Linked DNA regions of Homo sapiens: region 2 is linked to region 1. A link is a loop called in an ENCODE intact Hi-C map of the cell type or tissue named here. Cell type or tissue: MCF 10A. All regions are shown on one strand.

What was found. A loop is a pair of places that touch in the nucleus more often than their neighbours do. Peaks named below come from ENCODE experiments on the same cell type or tissue, not always from the same donor. Only the 100,000 strongest peaks of a DNase experiment are listed, where the experiment ranks them.
Region 2: a loop joins it to region 1, with 2.0 times the contacts of the local background. A loop is called at or near these places in 2 of 110 quality-filtered maps.

The regions. Positions count from the first base shown.
Region 1 is chr4:113,297,144-113,305,143 of GRCh38, forward strand. It overlaps ANK2 (ankyrin 2), which reads left to right. Exons shown (of 46, transcript NM_001148.6): 23 at 5,624-5,696. Among named protein-coding and RNA genes, the nearest start is that of MIR8082, 150 kb to the left of the region's middle. In MCF 10A, no CTCF peak of the experiment used is centred here; a DNase peak (open chromatin) is centred at 3,428.
Region 2 is chr4:113,352,162-113,360,161 of GRCh38, forward strand. ANK2 (ankyrin 2) reads left to right here. Exons shown (of 46, transcript NM_001148.6): 38 at 884-7,138. Among named protein-coding and RNA genes, the nearest start is that of MIR8082, 200 kb to the left of the region's middle. RefSeq lists enhancers at 1,614-2,813, 3,243-4,442, 3,790-4,009. In MCF 10A, no CTCF peak of the experiment used is centred here; DNase peaks (open chromatin) are centred at 3,730 and 4,130.

The DNA.
Region 1 (8,000 bases):
ATCTAGTGTTAGGCAGCACAGCAGGCTAACTATAGTTAACTAAAATGTATATTTCAACATAACTAGAGAAGTGGATTTGGAATGTCCCCAAATCCACTGGGGAGGCATTTTGGCCTCCCAAAATGATAGGATTACAGGCCTGAGCCCCCGCTGTGTATTTTCTTAAAAAGACATACTTAGTGCAGAATCTTTTTAAACTTTTGACATGTTTTTTCAACCTGTTATAATTGTCTCAATTACATCTAATTGGGTATTACTTTCAGTGACTCACCTTTGTTAGGACTTTAAAAAGAAATGATAAATGTTTGAGGTGATGGATATCCCAATTACCCTGATTTGATCATTATACTTATGTTTATATCAAAATATCACTTGTACCCCGTAAGTATGTACAACTGTGTATCCACAACAATTTAAAAATTTTAAAAATAGGAGCCATAAAAATGGCAATACAATAAATACTTGTAAAGTCATTTGACACCTTTTGAGGTAGAGCCAAGATCTTTTCTTTAAATATAGGTCCATCGATTAGAAATTAAATTGCCATTCTTGCACAAACAATATCAATACCTATTATATTATGTATATATATGCTATAATATGTATATTTATATGATATTTGTATGTTCTGTGTACTTTCCTTTTCTTTCTTTTTTTTTGAGACAGGATCTCACGCTGTTGCCCAGGCTGAAGTGTAGTGGTACTATCACGGTTCACTGCAGCTCAGGTGATCCTCCCATCTTAGCTTCCAGAGTAACAGGGACTACTCGGGAGTAGTAGGTGGGCAGGTGCCACCACTCCTGGCTAATTTTTGTATTGTTTTGTAGAGACGGGGTTTTGCCACGTTGTCCAGGCTCGTCTCAAACGATCCACCTGCCTTGGCCTCCCAAAATGCTAGGATTACAGTCCTGAGCCCCTGCTGTGTATTTTCTTAAAAAGACATACTTAGTGCAGAATCTTTTTAGACTTTTGACATGTTTTTTCAACCTGTTATAATTGTCTCAATTACATCTAATTGGGTATTACTTTCAGTGACTCACCTTTGTTAGGACTTCAAAAAACATCTACCCTAGTTTTTCTAGAAAAAAAACAGTATTTACATAATATTTAATTTAGTTATTAAAGTTATATTAATATGTATGATTGGTATAAGTATGTTTAGAAACAAAAACAAGTTTAGCTTGAACTCCACTGATGGAAGCTATGGATGAGGGCCTTAAAAGGTGGCATCATAACCAAGATCACTAAGTATGCTGTGGTGGCTTAGGGATTATGTGATATAAATGCAATTGGTGACCAGGAGGATTGGCTGAGTGAGGGTTGGCTAAGTGAAGATCAGTTAAACACACAGTTTCTTTTGCATAGAACAAATCAGATATTGACTACTATTTGTAAAGCAGAATGTTAAGAACTCCTACTTTATTTTCTACATTTTTCATATCGTGATTAACAATATAAATTCATTATTAAATCTCTCTTCCATCTATTATATACCATTTCTTTTGCCATATTATCCGATTTAATTATATCCCATTAAACTTGTACTTAGTGTCCTACTCATTTTAACTTTTAAAGTAGTTTCTAATCTTGACCATAGTATCTTGGATTCTGTAGCAGAAAGAGATGTCCATGATCATTTCACTATAGCCTTGTTCTCTATGTACGATTCAGAGGTAGTTGCATAAAACCATGTTTATGTTTAAATAATCAAGTTTTCAAAGGACATTTTGTTTAAAAGGAAAATATGTATTCATTTCTTGTTACATTATACATATGTAGGACTACTTATTTTCCATCCATTCAACAAATATTTAATGATGGCCTTCTAAAGGTCAAATACCTTCTCATGTATAAATGATATTATATTTACCACATTGCATATAGAGGCCATTTTTAATATCTATACAGAAAAATATCCATGACCAATATGATCACAGTGTATTACTTTTTCTGTTGCCACATATATTTGCTGATAATTCTGATAGCATTCAGTGACCAAACTGAAGTAAATTATTGTTTCCACTCTTACAAGTACAAAGAAAATATAGTCCCATTATCAGCACCTGAAAATAGAAACTGAGACTATCAGGCAATGAAACTTAATCATTTAAAAAGTATCTCCAGTAATTATTTTCAAACAGAGAATCATCTCCTTATTGAAATGTTTACTACGAAGGACAAATACTCTAAAACATTTCTGCAAAAATTAACTTTCTAATACAGTCTAATATAGTAGACATCCTTTCACATTTTTAAATATTCCCAAAAAGTTGAATAAAGGTCAGCCGCGGTAGCTCACATCTGTAATACCAGCACTTTGGGAGGCCGAGGTAGGTGGATCACCTGACGTCAAGTGTTCGAGACCAGCCAGGCCAACATGGTGAAGCCCCATCTCTACTACAAATACACAAATGAGCCAGGCGTGCTGGTGCACACCTGTAATCCCAGCTATTTGGGAGGCTGAGGCAGGAGAATGGCTTGAACCTGGAAGGCGGAGGTTGCAGTGAGCTGAGATCGTGCCATTGCACTCCAGCCTGGGCAACAAGAGTGAAACGACATCTCAAAAAAAAAAAAAAAAAAGTTGAATAAGATTTCATAGTAGGGTAGTCTCTATGTTATATTTTAAATGCAAATCATTTTCCTGCAATTTATATACTTTCCCTAATACAGGAAAATGAATCTCAAATTGAGCTGTGCAATAAACCCACCTAAGGAACCTTTAAAAAATACCCTGGTCCCCATTATAGCTGGGCCCGATCCCTATGGATTTTGATTTAATTGGTCTATGATGGGACCCAAGCAACAATATTTTTTAAATGTTTCTAATAATTGTAATATGTAGCTATAGTTGAATACCACTAATACAGAATATGGGCTATAATTTATTGGTGTTAAATTTCTAAATTAAAATTTATAATATTAAAATAATAATCAAATTGTATATTATAATAGTCTTTTTGAGTTTGTTCATTCAACAAATATTTATCAACCACTACTATTCTCCAGATTTTTGGATGGATACTTTTGTTTTTCCTGCAGCATTTAGTTTGCTTTCAGTGAATAAGACTCTGAATAAAACTATTTAAATATCACTAGAAATATGCAGGCAAGCTGAATTTACAACCCTTGCCTCCAACTGTGCCTTCATGTGAGTAGCAGGAGACTTTCTTTACTTTCTCTGTTTCTTCCTGTCTTTTAACTAAAATTCCACCCAAAGACAATCCATTTCATCATGATATGGATTTTAAATTTATTTTTTGCATAATTTAGTATTAACAAGTTTTTGATATATATTTGAAAAGCTCCTGCTATGTTTCAGGTGCTGTGGAAACAATCTTCCTCTTAAATGACTCACACTCTCATGTGGGCAGATAAGCAGAGAGGGCACACACAGTGCGTAGTGTATGACACAGCACACACGATGCTCTAGGAGTACATAGCAGCAGATAAACACAGTTAAACAAAGACATTCACTGGGGAGGATCAGGGAATGTTTCTCCAAGAAAGTCACATCTAACCTGAGCCAAGAGAAGAGGGGAAAGAAGATTTCTGGTAAATGAGAGAATATGTGGAAAAACTCAGAGGCATGAGAGAACATGACCTGTCAAAATAAAGGCAGCTCAACACGATCGTAGCATGGAATGAGAGATGAGGCCTTGCTACCTCTCGCTCTTTACTGAATCACAGGGCTCTTCTGAGCCAGTTTAATCAGTTTTCTGAAGAAAACAAAGAGCCACCAAAAAGCTCATGCAGTATCACATTATGATCACACAGATCTTATATATGTATATAGTCAGAGTTGCTCAGTGGAATTTGATTAACCAGTTGAATTTCTTTGTAAATATATTTGAAGTTATCTACTGCTTTTGGAAAGAAAATAATTGATGATAGGTTCATTATAGCCTTTCAAACAATTATCTAACATCTAGGTCAAAGCCTAAAAAACTAGACAACCTATTTTTTGTACTTTGGTGGTTTTAGTTGAAGATGTTACTCTTATGTCAAGGGATTCATTTTTTTTTAAAGTTTCCATGACAGTGTCAATTGATGCCCTTAATGTATTTTCACTACAGAAACTGAAGGTTTGAATTTGACACTCAATAGTCTTTAGGTGATGTTCAAAATAATGAGATTTGAATTTTTATGTTTTTGGGGTACACATATCTTTTATTTATTTATTTTAGTTGGCAAATAAAAATTGTACATATTTATGGTATACAACATGATGTTTTGATACACACACACACACACACACACACACACACACACATTGTGAAATGGCTAAATCAAGCTTATTAACATATCTATTACCTCCACATACATATCCTTTTTTTTGTGATGAGCGCACTTAAAATCTACTCTCAGCAATTTTCAAGTATATACTACATTGTTATTAACTGTAGTCTCCATGTTTTACAATAAATCTCTTGAATTTATTTCTCCTGTCCAACTAAAATTTTGTATCTTTTAACCAACATCTCCCAAATGCTCCTCCCCCTTCCTTCTCCAACACCTGGTCACCACCAGGTGTCTATTCTGTGCTTCTGTGAGTTTTTTAGATTCCACATATAAGTGAGATTATGCAGTATTTGTCTCTATGTCTGGCTTATTTCTATTATTCTGAAAAATCACTGGTATGTCTTGTGTCTAAAATAGTGCCAAGCATGCAGTAGACATTCAGAATTTTCCTTGAGTGCAAGAATGATTATAAAAAGTCCAGAGGCTCTTCACTTTTAAGATGCATTTAATACTGAGTTACAATAATCATAATAAATTATGGTAGCTAATATTTATGGAGTGCCAACATATGCCAAGCACTATTTTTAGAGCTCTTGCATATATTACATCATTTAATCTTCCTAACCATTTTATGAAGTACTTTTCTATCCTTTACTTATGGTTGAGGAAATTGAGGCACATGTAGGTTAGGGGACTTGCTAGGGCCTTATAGGTAATAAGTGATGAAATTAGAATTTTAACCCAGGCAGCTAGACTCAGATCCTTGTCTCTTAACCTTACACTGTACATGAGGAATGAAAGGCAGTGGATTGACAACCTTGGAGAGCTATTGCATAAGGCAAATAAGCAACAAACCAGAACTGTAGCCCAGTGAAATATTAAAGAGATGATTTGATCCTCTGATCCCAAAAGAGATGTGTCATATTTTCTGCCCAAATAGTTTATATCTTTCACATTATTTACAGCTTCTTTTCTAATGGCTTTGCTTTTAATACATTGCATATGTTCATTGTTTCTTTTTAAAGCTTTTCTGGAAACGTCACTTAGTTCATTTTAGGGAAGCTTTGAAAACATCAATCTGCTTTCTCAATACAACTAATTATTATTAATAATACCATTGCTAAAGAATTTATTTTTCAAATGAGAACTCAAAATAATGAACTGTCTCTTGTACAACTTCTCTGGCATAAATGATCATTTATCTTCAAAAAGAACAAATGAGTTTTCATGAAAGCAAATTTCCAAAATATACACGCGGGAAAGATCCCGTAGTCATGGCTCGATGGCTTGCTGCTGCTGTTGAGTGTGGCCTCCTATGTGATGCTTTTCATCTTTTGTTTACTTTTGGTTTCAACTTGAACATTAATGATTTTTGTTTTTCCAGACTATTACAGAAAAACACAAACTAAATGTACCTGAGACGATGACTGAGGTTCTTGATGTTTCTGATGAAGAGGGTAAGACTTCTATTCAATCTTCTATGACACCTGTCATGTTCTTACACAAGGGCAAATTACCCTTTTTTTCAGAGACCAAGCTGGTTATGTGGATGACAGAATCTTAACATTTAAAGTCACTTTTTCACCTTTGTTTCAATACATTTACTTTTGCCATGGCAGCGGGGGCCGGGGGCAGTTCTGATTAGTATATTTGTTTCTGGTATTATTTCTTTTTCCTAGCATTAAAATTAATGGCTATTAAATAATATGACTGGAAAAGGGGAAAAACTGGAAACTGGCCATGTGTTAAAATAGCTATATGATAACACAATTGTTATTAAAATATGTTTGAATTATGTTAAAAAATCTTTTTTTATTCAAATGACTTTAAGTAAAGACTTTAAAGTATACTCCATCAATGAGTGTTCTTCAATTGAGAAATCTCTGTATTCTGGTTGGTTCATATGTACAGAATATATTTTAAGCCCAGAGGAGAAGAGCCTTATAGAAGGTTTAAAAATAGTACAGCAGGAAGTAGTATAAATTCCACAGAAGAATGTATTATTTAAGTCAGAAAATATCCCCCCTATAATTTTAGAGTTGATGAAAAATGATCTCAGGCAATGGCTTCCTAAGTCCTGGGAAGCCTGCTTTCCAAAAAGGAGCAGTGGGGACTGCCTGGAGTGGGTGTGTGACATTGGGCTAGAGCTGGAGATGGGCCAGCTGGAGGGTGTCCGGCTCCCTATCTCTACTTCAACTAGAGTAGCTGACTTTTCTTCATTTTGTATTTTGAACTTCCATGTAATAATCCACTTGGATAAAAAAATGTGCTACTAAAAAATCATGAAAGCAGCATATAAAATTTGCAAGCATTTCTTTATGAGAAGATAGAAAAAAGAAAGAAAAAAAATCACGCAACCAAGTTTCAATAGTTCAGCTATTGGTCCAATGAACATGATTGAAAAATTACCACCATATATGTACATGAAAATGTATGTTTGAAAAATTATTGCTATTAAGAATGGCACTAGGTTTAATACTCATTGCTTTTATACAGAGAAATATTAAAGATGTTTCTTTAGGTTCTTTAAGATAAAATCATAAGATAAAACTTTACATTGAGATGTCCTTATTTAGAACCAACTTGTTGAATCACCTATTGGTAGTATGTATTGAGTTTTCTCAGCTTTTATAAAAATTTATGACAAGAATGAACAAATGTTGGATCAATGTAGTATTTTGAGTAAATTCAAAGGTATTCCCAAGGCCAGCAGTTCCAAATATTTAGTATAATTTTGTGTTCTATCTTAATACTTGCCAACTAGTTCTCAGCATTCCTATATGCATATCATATTTTGTTTTGTGGGATCATCTTTATTATCTTTACTTGTATGTTGAACAGCTCTTAAACAGTTTGGTGACCACTTTATTGATGGGGAGGCACTTAGTGATTCAGGTACCCTTAGAGGATATTTTTGGAGTGAAAGCTTTTCTTTGCTTTTGATTTTTCTTAACTGGATAGAACAACTTGTTTAAATCTGTGTGCCTAATACTAATCTGTTTCTTTTGAAATAGCATGTGTAATATGAGTGGAATTGTATATGTGTGCATTTGAGTGTGTGGATTTTATTAACTTAGAAGCCTAAAGTCATGAATTGTTTGTACTGTTAATGATTTTGCAACTATTATTGAGAACTGCTAACATAATTATATAATCTAATGAACATTATATAAATATTTTTCCACAACTATTATCTTTTCTTAGAATATAAATTTAGAGAAAAGTAATTCTTTTGTTAGTTGACATTGAGCTAGTGTGAACATGACAATAACTAAGTTAGACCACTTGAAATTAATGCAGTTTATATCACTCCCTTGGTTGATGATATATTTTAGGTGTGATTAAAAATATATTAATAGTTATGTGATTTTTAATATAGCTAAGAATAGAAATAAAGTAACATTTAAAAATTATTTAGGGTGAATTTTGCATATAAGGAAAAATGAGTAATGTAAGATATTTTATCTAGTAAGAGGTTTCCAAAGTACACGTGGTACCACTTTAAGCAACTCTATTACATGAAAATTTAAATTTATAAATCAGATAAATTGAATAGTGATTATTTAATTTAAAAATAGCCCTTTATTTACAAAATAATTGCTGGAGAATTCCATTAGTTAATACATTTAAAGTATTTAATATTGAGTTATAAACGAAATTTATAAAAAATAGCCTCGGCCGGGCGCGGTGGCTCACGCCTGTAATCCCAGCACTTTGGGAGGCCGAGGCGGGCGGATCACGAGGTCAGGAGATCGAGACCA
Region 2 (8,000 bases), 55 kb after region 1:
TTTGCATGGAAATAACTTGGCTTACATAAACTGTGTGTGTGTCCCGTGTGACTGTCTCTGACTTGGGTTGCCATGCATCACATTTTAACTTTGGACTCACTTATAAGTTTAATCACAATTGTTGTTTCTGTTGTTTTTCTTTCCTTTCCTTTATTTCCCTCCTTGGTCTGTCCATTCTGTGTCTAAACAAGGAGGTTGCTCCAAGGAAAGGACCATGCCTCGTAGCACCAGACTGTTTGTTTCATTGTTAGGTGTGAATTTCCCTTAGATGAAATGCCGGTTTGCAGCTGATTCAGATGTATTTTATATAGTCTTTGTATATTGGTAGAACTAAACATACTGAATTTCAGACTTTTATATGATTAAAAATGTATATACATCATTAGATGTTATTCTGAGCTTGCTACTACTGGCTTTCTCCTAGAGGAAATCAACTTTCTGCAATTTCTAATGCTTTTTTTCTTATTTTTTCCTCATGGTTGGTTTTCTTTTTTTTTTCAACATTGATCTGTAACATCTGAACAATCTTGAGATACCTCTGTGTAATTTCACTGCGTTCTTTGTTTTGATATGTAGTGTTTTTTTGTGTGTGTATGTGCGTCTTGTTTTAGCTTTGTTGTATGTGTGGATGTGCTACAAGTGAGAAAAATTAAGCAAGTTATTTCCTGCTCATTTTTCCTTTTCAGTTGTTTTTTTTTTCGTTAGCCTTGCTTTGCTCTTGTACCCTGAGGCCTTGTGGATCTACCATTCCCAGCCCATTTTGTTGCCCCTCCCACCACCACCACCACAGGAAAAGACGCTGTGTCGTTTCAGTCCTGATTACATTTGCCAATATCTTTTTTGATTTCCATTTTACTTTCAATGTTTTTCATTCACATCAAAGATGATGAGACAGAATCTACAGAAACATCTGTCCTGAAAAGTCACCTGGTTAATGAAGTTCCTGTCCTAGCAAGTCCGGACTTGCTCTCTGAAGTTTCTGAGATGAAACAAGATTTGATCAAAATGACCGCCATCTTGACCACAGATGTGTCTGATAAGGCAGGTTCTATTAAAGTGAAGGAGCTGGTGAAGGCTGCTGAGGAAGAGCCAGGAGAGCCTTTTGAAATCGTTGAAAGAGTTAAAGAGGACTTAGAGAAAGTGAATGAAATCCTGAGAAGTGGAACCTGCACAAGAGATGAAAGCAGTGTGCAGAGCTCTCGGTCTGAGAGAGGATTAGTTGAAGAGGAATGGGTTATTGTCAGTGATGAGGAAATAGAAGAGGCTAGGCAAAAAGCACCTTTAGAAATCACTGAATATCCATGTGTAGAAGTTAGAATAGATAAAGAGATCAAAGGAAAAGTAGAGAAAGACTCAACTGGGCTAGTGAACTACCTTACTGATGATCTGAATACCTGTGTGCCTCTTCCCAAAGAGCAGCTGCAGACAGTTCAAGATAAGGCAGGGAAGAAATGTGAGGCTCTGGCTGTTGGCAGGAGCTCTGAAAAGGAAGGGAAAGACATACCCCCAGATGAGACACAGAGTACACAGAAACAGCACAAACCAAGCTTGGGAATAAAGAAGCCAGTAAGAAGGAAATTAAAAGAAAAGCAGAAACAAAAAGAGGAAGGTTTACAAGCTAGTGCAGAGAAAGCTGAACTTAAAAAAGGTAGTTCAGAAGAGTCATTAGGTGAAGACCCAGGTTTAGCCCCTGAACCCCTTCCCACTGTCAAGGCCACATCTCCTTTGATAGAAGAAACTCCCATTGGTTCCATAAAGGACAAAGTAAAGGCCCTTCAGAAGCGAGTGGAAGATGAACAGAAAGGTCGAAGCAAGTTGCCCATCAGAGTCAAAGGCAAGGAGGACGTGCCAAAAAAGACCACCCACAGGCCACATCCAGCTGCGTCACCCTCTCTGAAGTCAGAGAGACATGCGCCAGGGTCTCCCTCCCCTAAAACAGAAAGACACTCTACTCTTTCCTCTTCCGCAAAAACTGAAAGGCACCCTCCAGTATCACCATCAAGTAAAACTGAGAAACACTCACCTGTGTCACCCTCTGCAAAAACGGAAAGACATTCACCTGCGTCATCATCGAGTAAAACTGAGAAACACTCACCTGTATCACCCTCGACAAAAACTGAAAGGCACTCTCCTGTGTCATCTACAAAAACAGAAAGACACCCACCTGTTTCGCCTTCAGGCAAAACAGACAAACGTCCACCTGTATCGCCCTCCGGGAGGACAGAAAAACACCCGCCAGTATCGCCTGGGAGAACAGAAAAACGCTTGCCTGTTTCACCCTCCGGAAGAACGGACAAGCACCAACCTGTATCAACAGCTGGGAAAACTGAGAAGCACCTGCCTGTGTCACCTTCTGGCAAAACAGAAAAGCAACCACCTGTATCCCCCACTTCAAAAACAGAGAGGATTGAGGAAACCATGTCTGTTCGGGAGCTGATGAAGGCTTTCCAGTCAGGTCAGGACCCTTCTAAACATAAAACTGGACTCTTTGAGCACAAATCAGCAAAACAAAAGCAGCCACAAGAGAAAGGTAAAGTTCGGGTAGAAAAAGAAAAGGGGCCGATACTAACCCAGAGAGAAGCTCAGAAAACAGAGAATCAGACAATCAAACGAGGCCAGAGACTCCCGGTAACGGGCACAGCAGAATCCAAAAGAGGAGTTCGTGTTTCCTCCATAGGAGTTAAGAAAGAAGATGCAGCTGGAGGAAAGGAGAAAGTTCTCAGCCACAAAATACCTGAACCTGTTCAGTCAGTGCCTGAAGAAGAAAGCCACAGAGAGAGCGAAGTGCCCAAAGAAAAGATGGCTGATGAGCAGGGAGACATGGATCTACAGATCAGCCCAGATAGGAAAACCTCCACTGACTTCTCTGAGGTCATTAAGCAAGAGTTGGAAGACAATGACAAATACCAACAATTCCGCCTGAGTGAGGAGACAGAAAAGGCACAGCTTCACTTAGACCAAGTACTCACTAGTCCTTTCAACACAACATTTCCACTCGACTACATGAAAGATGAGTTCCTTCCAGCTCTGTCTTTACAAAGCGGTGCTTTAGATGGCAGTTCTGAAAGCCTAAAGAATGAGGGGGTAGCCGGCTCTCCGTGTGGCAGCCTGATGGAGGGGACCCCTCAGATTAGTTCAGAAGAAAGCTATAAGCATGAAGGCCTAGCAGAGACCCCTGAGACGAGCCCAGAAAGCCTTTCTTTCTCACCAAAGAAAAGTGAGGAGCAAACTGGGGAAACAAAGGAAAGCACCAAGACAGAAACCACCACAGAAATTCGTTCAGAAAAAGAGCATCCCACGACCAAAGACATTACTGGTGGCTCTGAAGAGCGAGGTGCCACAGTCACTGAGGACTCAGAGACCTCTACTGAGAGTTTTCAGAAAGAGGCCACTCTAGGCTCTCCCAAAGACACAAGCCCTAAAAGACAAGATGATTGCACAGGCAGCTGTAGTGTAGCATTAGCTAAAGAGACACCTACAGGACTGACTGAGGAGGCAGCCTGTGATGAAGGTCAACGTACCTTTGGTAGTTCAGCCCACAAGACACAAACTGATAGTGAGGTTCAAGAATCCACAGCCACCTCAGACGAGACAAAGGCCTTGCCGCTGCCTGAGGCTTCTGTAAAGACAGATACAGGAACTGAATCAAAACCTCAGGGAGTCATTAGAAGTCCCCAAGGGTTAGAACTTGCACTCCCTAGCCGAGATAGCGAAGTCCTCAGCGCTGTGGCTGATGACTCATTAGCAGTGAGCCACAAAGACTCTCTGGAAGCCAGCCCTGTGCTAGAAGATAACTCTTCACACAAAACCCCTGATTCTCTGGAGCCAAGTCCTCTGAAAGAATCCCCTTGCCGTGACTCTCTGGAAAGCAGCCCTGTTGAACCAAAGATGAAGGCTGGAATTTTTCCAAGTCACTTTCCTCTTCCTGCAGCTGTTGCCAAAACAGAACTCTTGACGGAAGTGGCCTCTGTGCGGTCCCGGCTACTCCGAGACCCTGATGGCAGTGCTGAGGATGACAGTCTTGAGCAGACATCGCTCATGGAGAGCTCAGGGAAGAGCCCCCTTTCTCCTGACACCCCCAGCTCTGAAGAAGTCAGCTATGAGGTTACACCCAAAACCACAGATGTAAGTACACCAAAACCAGCTGTGATTCATGAATGTGCAGAGGAGGATGATTCAGAAAACGGGGAGAAAAAGAGGTTCACACCTGAAGAGGAGATGTTTAAAATGGTAACCAAAATCAAAATGTTTGATGAACTTGAACAAGAAGCAAAGCAGAAAAGGGACTACAAAAAAGAACCCAAACAAGAAGAATCTTCTTCATCTTCTGACCCAGATGCTGACTGTTCAGTAGATGTGGATGAACCAAAACATACAGGCAGTGGGGAGGATGAAAGTGGTGTCCCTGTGTTAGTAACTTCGGAGAGCAGGAAGGTGTCTTCCTCCTCAGAAAGTGAACCTGAGTTGGCACAGCTTAAAAAAGGTGCTGACTCAGGCCTTTTACCAGAACCAGTGATTCGAGTACAACCTCCTTCTCCACTTCCATCAAGCATGGACTCCAATTCCAGTCCAGAAGAAGTACAATTCCAGCCTGTCGTTTCCAAACAATATACTTTCAAGATGAATGAAGATACTCAGGAAGAGCCAGGCAAATCAGAAGAAGAAAAAGATTCTGAATCCCATTTAGCTGAAGACCGTCATGCTGTTTCCACTGAGGCTGAAGACAGGTCTTATGATAAGCTAAACAGAGACACTGATCAGCCAAAAATCTGTGATGGCCATGGATGTGAGGCCATGAGTCCTAGCAGCTCAGCTGCTCCTGTCTCTTCAGGTCTACAGAGTCCGACTGGTGATGATGTTGATGAACAGCCAGTCATCTATAAAGAATCATTAGCTCTCCAAGGCACTCATGAAAAAGACACAGAGGGAGAAGAGCTTGATGTTTCTAGAGCAGAATCTCCACAAGCAGATTGCCCCAGTGAAAGCTTTTCATCTTCATCCTCTTTGCCTCATTGTTTGGTATCTGAAGGAAAAGAATTAGATGAAGACATATCTGCCACATCTTCTATTCAAAAAACAGAGGTCACAAAAACTGATGAAACATTTGAGAACTTACCAAAGGACTGCCCCTCTCAAGACTCATCCATTACTACTCAAACAGATAGATTTTCCATGGATGTTCCCGTGTCTGACCTAGCTGAGAATGATGAAATCTATGATCCACAAATCACTAGCCCTTATGAAAATGTCCCTTCCCAATCTTTTTTCTCTAGTGAAGAAAGCAAAACCCAAACAGATGCAAATCACACCACAAGTTTTCACTCTTCTGAAGTGTATTCTGTTACCATCACATCCCCTGTTGAAGACGTTGTAGTGGCAAGCTCCTCTAGTGGAACTGTTTTAAGCAAAGAATCTAATTTTGAGGGCCAGGACATAAAAATGGAATCCCAACAGGAAAGTACCTTGTGGGAAATGCAATCAGACAGTGTCTCTTCATCTTTCGAGCCTACTATGTCCGCTACAACAACAGTTGTTGGTGAACAAATAAGCAAAGTCATCATCACAAAAACTGATGTGGATTCTGATTCTTGGAGTGAAATTCGGGAAGACGATGAAGCCTTTGAGGCTCGTGTGAAAGAGGAAGAACAAAAGATATTTGGTTTGATGGTAGACAGACAATCACAGGGTACCACCCCTGACACCACTCCTGCTAGGACCCCAACTGAAGAGGGGACCCCAACAAGTGAGCAAAACCCATTTCTGTTTCAGGAAGGAAAATTGTTTGAAATGACCCGAAGTGGTGCCATTGATATGACCAAAAGGTCCTATGCAGATGAAAGTTTTCACTTTTTCCAAATTGGTCAAGAATCCAGGGAAGAGACTCTCTCTGAAGATGTGAAAGAAGGGGCTACTGGGGCTGATCCCCTACCGCTGGAGACATCAGCTGAATCACTAGCACTTTCAGAATCAAAAGAAACAGTGGATGATGAGGCAGACTTACTTCCAGATGACGTGAGTGAGGAAGTAGAGGAAATACCTGCTTCGGATGCTCAACTTAACTCCCAAATGGGGATTTCAGCCTCCACTGAAACACCTACAAAAGAAGCTGTTAGTGTAGGGACCAAGGACCTCCCCACCGTGCAAACGGGTGATATACCTCCTCTCTCTGGTGTAAAGCAGATATCCTGCCCCGACTCTTCTGAACCAGCTGTACAAGTCCAGTTAGATTTTTCCACACTCACCAGGTCTGTTTATTCAGATAGGGGTGATGATTCTCCCGATTCTTCCCCAGAAGAACAGAAATCAGTAATCGAGATTCCTACTGCACCCATGGAGAATGTGCCTTTTACTGAAAGCAAATCCAAAATTCCTGTAAGGACTATGCCCACTTCCACCCCAGCACCTCCATCTGCAGAGTATGAGAGTTCAGTTTCTGAAGATTTTCTATCCAGTGTAGATGAGGAAAATAAGGCGGATGAAGCAAAACCAAAGTCCAAACTCCCTGTCAAAGTACCCCTCCAAAGAGTTGAACAGCAGCTCTCAGATCTAGACACCTCTGTCCAGAAGACAGTGGCTCCTCAGGGACAGGACATGGCAAGCATCGCACCAGATAATAGAAGCAAATCTGAATCTGATGCTAGTTCTTTGGATTCAAAGACCAAATGCCCAGTAAAAACCCGAAGTTACACTGAGACAGAAACAGAGAGCAGAGAGAGGGCCGAGGAACTTGAGTTAGAATCAGAAGAAGGGGCCACAAGACCAAAGATACTTACATCCCGATTGCCAGTTAAGAGCAGAAGCACTACATCTTCCTGCAGGGGGGGCACGAGCCCCACAAAAGAAAGTAAGGAGCATTTCTTTGACCTTTACAGAAATTCCATAGAATTCTTTGAGGAGATTAGTGATGAGGCTTCCAAATTAGTGGATAGGCTGACACAGTCAGAGAGGGAGCAGGAAATAGTTTCAGACGATGAAAGTAGTAGTGCCCTGGAAGTATCAGTAATTGAAAATCTGCCACCTGTTGAGACCGAGCACTCAGTTCCTGAGGACATCTTTGACACAAGGCCCATTTGGGATGAGTCTATTGAGACTCTGATTGAACGCATCCCTGATGAAAATGGCCATGACCATGCTGAAGGTATTTGCCAGCCACCGGGATTCCCTGTGCTACGCATGTCATAAAATTGATATAGTTTTTTTGTATGTTTGTTTTATTTGATGATTTGTGTCTCATTTTCTTTAAGCTTTCTGTAGTGGCTAATGTGTTTGTGTAAGCCCTTTGTGTTTTGTGCTTTCTCTGTATACTCTTGTCTAAGAAAACAATCTCAAGATTGAGTAATGAGAATGCTTATGGAAAACATAAACATAATAACCGGGCAACAGTGATCTTGCCTTTTTTAGCCTCTGCACGTAATAAGGCCATGCGAGCTTTGAGTTTTGTTGTTCTGAAGTCCCAAGCTTAGACTCAAATTAAGCACTTTTGCACATAAATATATTGTATTTTGTTTCATAGTATGAAGACATTGCTTTTCTTCTTATCTTCGCATACTTTAAAATAATTTGTACTTACAATTTTGTAATCATTAGGAAGCCATTTGCTTGAGAAGATTTCACATAACATGAAATTCTAATTGTTGTGGATCTGTTTTTGATTCAGAAAGGTTGGATTTCAGATACCATTGGTAAATACTTTAAGCAAACAAACCTAAGGTAAAAATATGCTTTTCATTTATGTGGTAGATGAATGGAGAATGTACTCTCATTAGATGCAGCAGACAACAAAAACTCAAACTTTGCACAGTTTAAGTTGACTGTGAGGGGATGATGGCTCTTTGACTTATAAAAAAGGAAACCATAGATGGCTTTGAAAAGTAGCCTGTGTTCTTCCAATATCTCTACAATGAAGACTGTCATTCTTAAATTGAGGTTATACAAACTTTCCTATACCATGGTCTAAAATGCTGCCTATCAATCAGTGGGAGTTAAACATGAATGGGAAA